Regions from separate parts of the Homo sapiens genome. Here region 2 is linked to region 1. A link is an interaction called in ENCODE POLR2A ChIA-PET data of the cell type or tissue named here. Cell type or tissue: GM12878. All regions are shown on one strand. Each heading gives the region's core, and the rest is flanking DNA. Links, peaks and the distances in the headings are about the cores only.

Region 1 (5,485 bases), core at 685-4,684:
GTTTATAAATCTTCCCTTAGCTGTCTGCTCCTTAAATCGGCTCCTCACAAAGTGGGAAAAGAATCCAGGGTTCTCTGTTTGAAGTGCCCAGCCCAGTGCCCCCCAGCCCTGGAGGGCCTGGCGGGGGCCTCTTCCTGCCCTTCACTGCCTTTTTTCATGGCTGTCTCTGCAGACTCAGCTGAAGTTACCCATTAAGGGGGCTGGATGTTGTGTCGAACAGTACAGTGGTGGTTAATGCTGTTTAATTGTTTAACTGTGACCCTCACAGAATTACCAAGAATAAAATACTGCTGTTTCATTACCAATAAAATTTCCTAAAAGTGCATAAAGATAATTGTAGCTAGGAGTCAGTCTCTTTTCCAGAAAGATTCTTATGTCGGCTGAGTTCAAGTAGGTAGGTGCATGTTATATAGAAAGTTTATTACACGAGTTGTTGGCTATTCAGACATGCACGTGAGGCAGCTGGAAATGAGATCCTTCCATGGGAAATGCTTAGTTTGGAAAATGAAGACCTGAGAACATAAGAAAATAGAAATGTCACAGCCTGTTGTTTCTGTTGTCTCTTCGGTGTTTGGAACATGGCATAGAACAATTGAAATTGGTTTTTCAATAGAAACAATTGAATAGTCCAGATTCATTATTTTTTCCCCTCTTGCTATAAATGAAGATTTATGCAAAATAATCACATTCTCTTTTCCTGCCTATTCTAATGAGCTATTATTATTATTTTAAGACCTCCAGAGGTCTTAAAAGCACCCCAAAATGTGTAGCCCTGCCCCTATACATTTGTATATCCATAGCAGTGCTGTGCTCTCTATCACCCCCAACTCTTCACCAGAGGGGTTGACAGTGACTGAGCCTACAGGAAGAATCATCAGAAAGGAATGTAAGACAGCAGCTCCATCCAGTATTCCCACCTGAAGAAGGTCTTGCCAGGTTAAGATGGCTATTGTGGATAATATACTCTTAGATATAAAATAATTCTCAAGCTAAGCAGATGGTGCTGGCACTTCGTCCCAATGTCTCCCCGCTTTACCTTTCATTAGTCAGATCTGAAAATTAACACCAGCCGGCACAGTGGTTCACATCTGTAATCCCAGCACTTTGGGTGGCTGAGGCAGGCGGATGACCTGAGGTCAGGAGTTCGAGACCAGCCTGGCCAATGTGGTGAAACCCCATCTCTACAAAAAATACAAAAATTAGCCAGGCATTGTGGCTCATGCCTGCAGTCCCAGCTACTCAGGAGGCTGAGGCATGAGAATCACTTGAGTCCAGGAGGTGGAGGTTGCAGTGAGCTGAGATTGCATCACGGCACTCCAGCCTGGGTGACAGAGCAAGATTCTGTCTCAAAAAATAAAATAAAATAAAATAAATTAACACTAATGATGAAACTTTTAAAAGTTGTAGTAAGCAAAGGTAAAAACATAAGCTGTAATAGAAGTTCAGTCCATGTTTAAGTATTTAATCGTGACAACTACATGTATATGTTGAAAATCCTTCTTTAACCTTAGAGTTCTGAAGTTTCTAGAGGTTGGATGGAATTGCTTCCTGCTCTTGAGAAGACTACAACCTGAAATATTCCGTTTGCATGTATATTTTAATACACATACTTTGATAACCTTGTTCTTAAATATATATGCTGAATAGTATCTTTCATCTTAGGACTTTGAAATAATTCATTTATTTGCCTTTTCTCCTCTGACTAAAAAGAGTTATAGTTCATAGTTTCCTCATTCATTCAGACCAGGACTTATTAAATTAGATAATTCCTGATTAGATATTCTATTTCTTAGCTGTGTACATAGTAGGTATTCAGTAAATATTATTGACTTATTTAATGGTTACTTGTGCTCTTCAAATTACACCTGTATATTATGAAGTAGATTTTAGGGTGAATGTATGGGAAGCTATCATTGGTCCAGATTAACTGCTTTTCCCTCTTGTAAATGAATCTATGAAAATTAATCACTTTCTCTTTTCCTGCCTATTCTAATGATCTATTATTGTCTTTAAGCCACCCCAAAACTTAGTGACCCGAAGCAAATTTTGTTCTACTATCTCCTGGTTCTGTGGGTTGACTTGGTTCAGCTGGGCGTTGTCTGGTTAGGCCATTTCATGCAGCTTCTGCCTGATCCTGGCTGCCAGGGCCGTCCGCCCTTGGCTGCCTCCCTCACAAATCTCTCTCGTACGTAGCTGTGACCAGAGCAGCTCAGGGCGGGCCAGCTGTGGCTTCGTCGCAGCAGGGTGGTCTTGGGTAACCAGCCTCTAGGGCCAGTGTTCCAAGAAACCAAGACCAAAGCTGAGCCAGCCTTGAAAGACCCAGGCTTGTGCTTCTGTCACATGCAAGTTCTGGGAGCAGCAAAGAATTTGCAGCCATCTAACCTACCCTGTGACATTCTAAAAAGCAGCGTGTTTTTTTCTCTTTCTCCTTTTTTTTTTTTTTTTTTTTTTTACATTTTAATGGTTGTTTATTGGGTTGAACCAATGAAAAAAAAAGATTTAATTTTCTTTTTAGAAAAACACAAACATGTTCAGTTCTCCTGTTGTGCCATTACATTTTAGATTGTGTTAGTTTCAGATTATACTTAACTTGTCATAAACCAAGTAGAGTACATTTAGGTGCCTACTCTGAAACTAAAAACATCTTAATTTTGTGGTTCTGACTCACTGTTATTTATGAGAGCTTTTCTGAGAATTGTCTCCTTGAGATCAGATCCCTTGGGGGACAGAAAGTCCCTACTGAGTGTGGTAAAAATGCCCAAGCCCATTAAAACAATGGCCACCCCCATAACAATGCATTCTCCCCAGGAACCACACAAAACGGGAAATGAAATAAAATGGATGACTTAGAGTCTTCTTTCCTAGGGAGTCTGGATTGAACCATGGCATCTGGATAGTTAATGCCGTTCTATTTAGCAAGAGATGCTAAAAAAAAAAAAGAAATCTTCAAGGTCAGTCTTCTGTGTAGTGCCATGAGGCTCTCGTTAAAATGTCACGTACCAGGAGATTCTACCCCTGAGGGCAGGTTGGCCTCTGTGCCTTGGTCACTCTCCAGAGGTCTGAACTTGGTAGAGAGAGGTGGGGGCTGGGCGCGATAGCTTATGCCTGTAATCTCAGCACTTTGGGAGGCTGAGGCAGGTGGATCACCTGAGTCCAGGAGTTCAGGATCAGCCTGGCCCACACGGCGAAACCCCGTCCCTACTAAAAATACAAAAATTAGCCGGGCATGGTGGCGGGTGCCTGTAATCCCAGCTACTCGGGAGGCGGAGACACGAAAATCACTTGAACCCGGGAGGCGGAGCTTGCAGTGAGTCGAGATGGTGCCGCTGCACTCCAGCCTGGGCGACAGAGTGAGATTCTGTCTCAAAGAAAAAAAAAAGAGAGAGAGAGATATGGGAAGATAGGCATCTCGCAGGCGGGCCCCACAGCCTGAGAATTTCTTCTACCTTGGCCTGATCCTCAGCTGCCTCTCTGAGCGCACTCATGCTTCTCTAGGGAGGACTGGAGAGGGCCCCTGTGGCTTGCTGTGATGCTGGCTTACCTCTCCCTGGGTAAGTGCAGCTGCCAGCAATGCTGGTTCCCATGGCAATGCAGGGCCCCAAGTGCCATGCAGCAAGGACAGCTCGGTGCGTGCTGTACAGGGCCATCTGCTCCACAGTAGCACCCTCCCATTGACAGGATCACAGCCCATACCTGCGTCCCTGGCCATTGTGGATTCCCAGGGTTTAGGACTGTGCTTGGCACACAGGAGGCACTCAGGAATATTTGTTGACTCAGCAGTAAATGCAGAAATCAAATATGTGTTATTTAAAAAATTGAATTAGTTGTAAAAACCAAAATAAGACAATTTCAACTAAAATTAAATTCTTTTGTTTTTTTGGCCAGGCATGGTGGCTCACGCCTGTGATCCCAGCACTTTGGGTGACCAAGGTGGGCGGATCACCTGAGGCCAGGAGTTCGACACTAGCCTGGCCAGCATGGTGAAACGCCGTCTCTACTAAAAATACAAAAATTAGCTGGGTGTGGTGGCAGGCACCTGTAATTCCAGCTACGTGGGAGGCTGAGGCAGGAGAATCAGTTGAACCCAGGAGATGAAAGCTCGTGAGCCGAGATCACACCACTGCACTACAGTCTGGGCGACAGAGTGAGACTCTTTCTCAAAAAACAAAAAACAAAAAAAATTATTATTTTTTTCTTGAAAAAAATGTTAAAAAAAAAAGTAAAACCTGGCAATACTGGGCCTGAGAGGTCTGGTGGGAACTGCGCAGTAGCTGCCCTCACATGGCGAGGCTCATTCTCCAGGTGACTGAAGGCTCCTACCCTTGTCTATGCCTTTCCACCCAGCCTACTTCTCCTGTTTGAGTTTGCAAACCCCATAAGGCATGTTCCCATCTCTAATTTGGAAACACCATCCGAGTTTTTAAATTTATTTTGAAGGAGGTCATAAAATTCTCGCATTGCAAGATTTTTTTACAGCACCTTTATTGAGATGTAACTCACATGCCGTGAGATTTGCCCTTTTAAGGTACACAATTCAGTGGCTTTTAGTATACTCAGAGTTGTACAACTATCACTCTTCTCTAGTTTTAGAACCTTTTCATTGCCCTAAAAAGAAACCCATACCCACCAACAGTTGCTCCCCCTGTCCTACCCCACCACCCCTGCCTGGCCTAGGCAACCACTAATCTATTTTCTGTCTCTATAGATTTGTCTATTCTGGACGTTTCAGATAAATGGAGTCATGTATTATGTGGCCTTTTGTGCCTGGCTTCTCTCACTCAGCATAGTGTGTTCAGGGTTTATCCATGTTGTAGTATCTATGAGTTCTTCATTCCTCATTTTATTTATTTATTTATTTATTTATTTATTTATTTATTTATTTATTTATTTTGAGATGGAGCCTCACTCTATTGCCTAGGCTGGAGTACAGTGACATGATCTTGGCTCACTGCAACCTCCATCTCCCGGGTTCAAGCGATTCTCCTGCCTCAGACTCGCAAGTAGCTGGAATTACAGGCGCCTGCCAACACGTCTGGCTAATTTTTGTGTTTTTAGTAGAGATGGTGTTTCACCATTTTGGCCAGGCTGATCTGGAAATCCTGACCTCAGGTAATCCGCCCATCCCGGCCTCCCAAAGTGCTGGGATTACAGGTGTGATTCATCCCTCATTATGGCGGTATAATATTCTGTTGTATGAGTAGACCGCATCATATTTATACATATATCGGTCGATGGATATTTGAGTTGGTTCCACTTTGGGGTTCCTATGAATACTTCCTGGAAGACTTTAAATCCTATTAAATAATTGTGTGTGTTATGTAGCACTTTAGGCATAAGAGAAAAAGCATCACATCAGAAAAACAAGGATAGGTTGTCAACATTCCAAAAAGTTTGGAAAAATCACTACTATAAGAAGAAAACTATAACCTAACAACTCCTGAGTTAGAGCAAAGGGCAGCACCAGGGAAAGAACCTGAGTGGAGGG
Region 2 (4,857 bases), core at 20-4,019, 57 kb before region 1:
AGCAGGGTTCTGACTGCTCCATTGCTAACTTATGGGGCACCTTCAGGTAAATGTAAGAAAGTCACTCCTTCTTCAAAATGGTTTATTTCTGCTGTCAGAAAATTATCATTATATACATATTTTTATTAAAATAAGACATTTCCCTCTGCTGGAAAAATTTCAAACTAAGGATCTAATTCCATGAGGTCTACAGTGTAAATGGTGCCGTTACTTGTAAAGCCCTTGTTCAGTGAACAAACCGCGCAGCTGAACATGCAGCCTTGCTTCCTTTTTCTCCAGTCCTCTCTTCTCCATTTCTTCAGCAATGCTGAGTCCTCACTGAGCTAATTGCCTGACATGCAGAAGAGCCTCTCTTTGTCTGCGGGTCAGAGAGGCAGTGAGAAGGGGGATAGAGTCTTGCTTGTCAGGCTCCAGCTACGAGGCATTAAGACATGCACCGGCTTTTATTTTAGCATTGCCGTTCTCAACCTTGGATTAGAAGTGCCCTGGATGTATAAAAGAATTTCTATAAATGTAATGGACACACATTATGGGCTAGGAATTTTATACGTCTCACTAGTCCTTACAACAAATGACCCTATAATGTAGGTGGTTTCGTGGCTCAAAGAGGGTGGGTGACCAGTCCACAGCCGCCCACCTAGTAAGCAGCAGAACTGAGATACGGACTTGGGCTGCTGGGTTGCAGAGCTGCTGGCGTCCCTGGTGGGTTTCCACACCAGGCCACCCTGTAGCCCCGCCCCTGGGAAGGGAGTGAGTGGGACCCTGCCGTCCCCTTTCCTACATGGCCGCTGTGTATAGGCAGCAGCGCAGAGGTGGTCTCTGGGTAGGGAACCCTCTGCCTCCTAGGATTCATTGGGGATGAAAGTCGCAGCTGTTTTATACTCTTCTTAAATTTTGCTTTCCTGTTAAGCCAAGATTTACTGGACACAAGAAAACTTCCCAGCAGTCCCCTAGAAGGAAAACTAACTCTTGGTAGTCTTCCCATTAGCAAATAAAAGTCCCCAAATCATTTTTGTAGACTGCCCAAACCAAGGCACTTTTCATCTGAGAAGACACAGCAATTGTCTCAGCTGTAAAGTAAAAGAGAATTAAAAAAAGGTGGTCTCTTTTGAAAATTCCTGTTGGTGCTTTGGCCATGTGATTACAATGAAATTGGTGTGCCTTCATCTTCAAAGGGCAGAACTCGGTGCTTATATGTTCATTTCATTGTAGTCTGATGGGACAGACACTTCTTGTTGGCCTGTCCTCATGCTCCATATTTATTCCAGGTTGATTAGGATGGCATGTGAACTTAGAACTAAATAAACCTTGCTTGGATGGGTCACCTGGCTAAGTAAACTTACCATGAACTTCTCAGAAGTAAAATAAGCAGGAAGCAGGTTTTTAAAATGCGAGTCCTCTATGCTCTTTTAAGTGCTGCCGTGTTGCTAGGAAATAAGAAACTCTTTGTCCTCAAGAAATGATAAAGGACAAATATAGAAGTAGACTCAAGAAGGAGTTAGCTATATTAATGACGATGAATCTTTAAGAAGTCATTTTGTGGGCAAGTTGTGATAGGTGGGCTATATCTCTGTTTTATACATCAGTTTTAGCTAGGATTAGGCTTTGCTGTAAATAATAGAAACCGCCCAAATAACAGAGGCTTAATCAAGAGAAAAGCTTATTTTTCTCTCACATAAAATGTCAGAGGTGGGCAGTACAGGCTGGCCTGGTGGCTTTGTCCACAAGATCTTCAGAGACCCAAGCTCCTTTCTGCTTTTTTTTTTCTTTAATTTATAAGTTCCGGGGTACATGTGCAGGATGTGCAGGCTTGTTACATAGGTAAACGTGTGCCGTGGTGGTTTGCTGGACAGATCAACCCATCACCTAGGTATTAAGGTCAGCATTCATTAGCTATTCTTCCTGATGCTCTCCCTCCACGCCCTCCAACAGGCCCCAGTGTGTGTTGTTCCCCTCCCTGTGTCCATGTGTTTTCATCGTTCAGCTCCCACTTCTAAGTGAGAACATGTGGTGTTCGGTTCTCTGTTCCTGCATTAATTTCCTGAAGCTCCATCCGTGTGCCTTCCAGCTCCATCCATGTGCCTGCAAAGGACATGATCTGATTCCTTTTTATGGCTGCATAGTATTCCATGGCATATATGTACCACATTTTCTTTATCCATTCTATGATTGATGGGCATTTGGGTTGATTCCATGTCTTTGCTACTGTGAATAGTGCTGCATTGAACATACATGTGCATGTATCTTTATAAAAAATGATTTATAGTCCTTTCGATATATACCCAGTAATGGGTTTGCTGGGTCAAATGGTATTTCTGCTTCTAGATCTTTGAAGAATTGCCACACTGTCTTCCTCCCTGCTTATAATTTCCTTATTCCCTAGGATGTGATCCTTGTTCTTGGGGCCTCACATGGCAGCTGGATCTCTGGCGATTGCATCTGAGTTCCAGACACCAGGATGGAAAAGAAAAGAAGGAGGGGCAAGAGGAACCCCCAGATGCTCCTTAAGAGCTACTGCGTGGCATTCCCACTTGCATCTCATTTGCTCGATCGCTGTCACTGTGCCCTAACGAGCTGCAAGGACACTGGGGAAATGAGTCTGTCTTGTACTTCATGTGCCTCTCAAAATCTTCTGTTGCTGAGGGAGAAGAGGCCAGCCGGTATTGAGGAACAACTAGCACTTTCTGCTTCCGCGTCCCAGGGGGATGTGGGTGTGTTGAATCCACACCGGGGGTGCGGACCTCTGAGGCTGGGCTGGATGGGACATCAGGTGGGCCCTCTGTTTCATTTATGTGACCTCCCATCAGGTCTTCTGGTTGGATCCTGCTTTCTAGAAGCAGAGGGAGCAGCGGGTTACGTATGTTTGTGACTCCTGCAGTTAGCATGCCTTCCCTCTGGCTCAACAGTGTAGGTAGTGTTCTCTTAGGTGACCTTTTCTGGTGAGGGGCTGGACAAGGGCGTGACTGCTCCCCTAGGTGCTGGGTGAATATGTTACTCGATAGATATTTACTGAGCACCAACGGTAAGTCAAGCTCTTGAGTAAAGTAGGGAACATACGCTATGCCAGGCCTCTGCCCTCGTGGAGCAGATGTTCTAGTGGGGAGGTTACATTGACTGGATGAAAGGGAGAATGCATGAATTGCACCCAGCCCTGTCATTTCCTCCTTCCTCTTCTTCACCTTCATCATGATCCCATGAAAGTGTTTCCGAGTGGTTTCCCATCTCCTCCAAGGCATGAGGAGAGGTTGGTCTTCTGCCTCACTGGCAGCTTTATTTTATTTTATTTTATTATTTTATTTTTTGGGGGGGGGGACAGAGTCTTCTTCTGTCACCCAGACTGGAGTGCAGTGGCGCGATCTCGGCTCACTGCAACCTCTGCCTCCCGGGTTTAAGCGATTCTTGTGTCTCAGCCTCCCGAGTAGCTGGGACTACAGGCACATGCCACCATCACGCCCGGCTAATTTTTGTGTTTTTAGTAGAGACGGGTATCACCATGTTGGCCAGGCTGGTCTCGAACTCCTGGCCTCAAGTGATCTGCCCGCGCTGGCAGCTGTTCTAAGAGGCATTCCAGTACCTGTTGGTCATGGAGAGACGCTCACAGGCCAGCTTCTCAGCACTTCCCAGACTGTCCTTTCCTTGTGGCTTCTGTCTGTGGCCAGGAGCCTGCCTGTACTTAGTGGCATTTTTTTGTTTTTTCATGGATTCTCTCTGGTCAGCCAAGCTGCAGTCAAAACATGCATTGTACTTATTTTGTATTCATCTTCCACGGAAAGTGGAAAAAATAAATAGGGCTGGAATGTGCTATGTCATGGTAGTGCTATTTGGGTCCAGGGGAGACATAAAATTGGCTGGATTTGTTGCAGTGCATTTTGTATAAAAAAATGATTCTGAATGAAAAAGTAAGAATTGATGTGTAAAGACTTGCAGATCTTTGAGCCAGAAATAATTTTGAAAACAACAAGAACAACTCATTACCAACTCAATTATCTGGCACCTTAGAAATAATAGGCTATAAGATAAAAGCTAGTGCAGTTTAATGAGGAAGTAGTCACTTTAGGCTAATCTGGTTTCCTTGGAAGCTCCAAGGTTGTGGCAGATGAAGGAGGTGGTAGAGGTAAGCTTACCTGCCTTAGCAAGATATTTGATTTCATCTCTCTTTTTTATTTATTTATTTTTTTGAGATGGAGTCTCACTCTGCCGCCTGGCTAGAGTGCAGTGGCATGATCTTGGTTCACTGCAACCTCTGCCTCCTGGGTTCAAGCGATTCTCCTGCCTCAGCCTCCTGAGTAGCTGGGATTACAGGCACACGCCACCACACCCAGCTAATTTTTGTATTTTTAGTAGAGACGGGGTTTCACCATGTTGGCCAGGATGGTCTCGATCTTCTGACCTCGTGATCTGCCCGCTTCATCCTCCTAAAGTGCTGGGATTACAGGCGTGAGCCACCGCGCCTGGCCTTGATTCCATCTTTAACACCACAGACATCCGTTAGCTGGAGGAGATGGTCCAGGCCAGTGGCTCAGAAGCTGCAGTGGGTAAGGATTCCTTGGGCAGCTTTTGAATATGCCATTTTCTGGATCCCACCTTAGATCGACTGAATCAGAATCCTAGGGCTTAGGGTGAGGTGGTAGGGGTAGTGATGAAACTTAGAACATGTGATTTATTAAAAGCTTTCAATGAATGAAAAAAAGCCAATCTCAAAAGGTTACTGTATGGTGCCATTTATATAACATTCTCACAGTGACATCATACAGAGATGGAGAACAGACAAATGGTTGCCAGGGAGGAGAGAGTGGGGGTTGGGGGCTGTAAGGGCAGTAAGGAGAGCTCCTTTGTGTGGATGGGACAGAAATGCAT

The links. ChIA-PET counts read pairs that join two places held together with the same protein. Peaks named below come from ENCODE experiments on the same cell type or tissue, not always from the same donor. Only the 100,000 strongest peaks of a DNase experiment are listed, where the experiment ranks them.
Region 2: POLR2A ChIA-PET joins it to region 1 with 8 read pairs; 3 of 35 experiments call an interaction of 5 or more read pairs at or near these places.

What each region holds. Positions count from the first base shown.
Region 1 is chr6:157,462,677-157,468,161 of GRCh38, forward strand. All of the region lies in intron 1 of ZDHHC14 (zDHHC palmitoyltransferase 14), which reads left to right. Among named protein-coding and RNA genes, the nearest start is that of MIR3692, 64 kb to the right of the region's middle. RefSeq lists enhancers at 1,670-2,170, 2,171-2,671, 3,506-4,293. In GM12878, for the core only: no CTCF peak of the experiment used is centred there; DNase peaks (open chromatin) are centred at 2,238 and 2,735; H3K4me3 peaks cover 301 bases; H3K27ac peaks cover 432 bases.
Region 2 is chr6:157,406,538-157,411,394 of GRCh38, forward strand. All of the region lies in intron 1 of ZDHHC14 (zDHHC palmitoyltransferase 14), which reads left to right. Among named protein-coding and RNA genes, the nearest start is that of ZDHHC14, 28 kb to the left of the region's middle. In GM12878, for the core only: no CTCF peak of the experiment used is centred there; no DNase peak of the experiment used is centred there.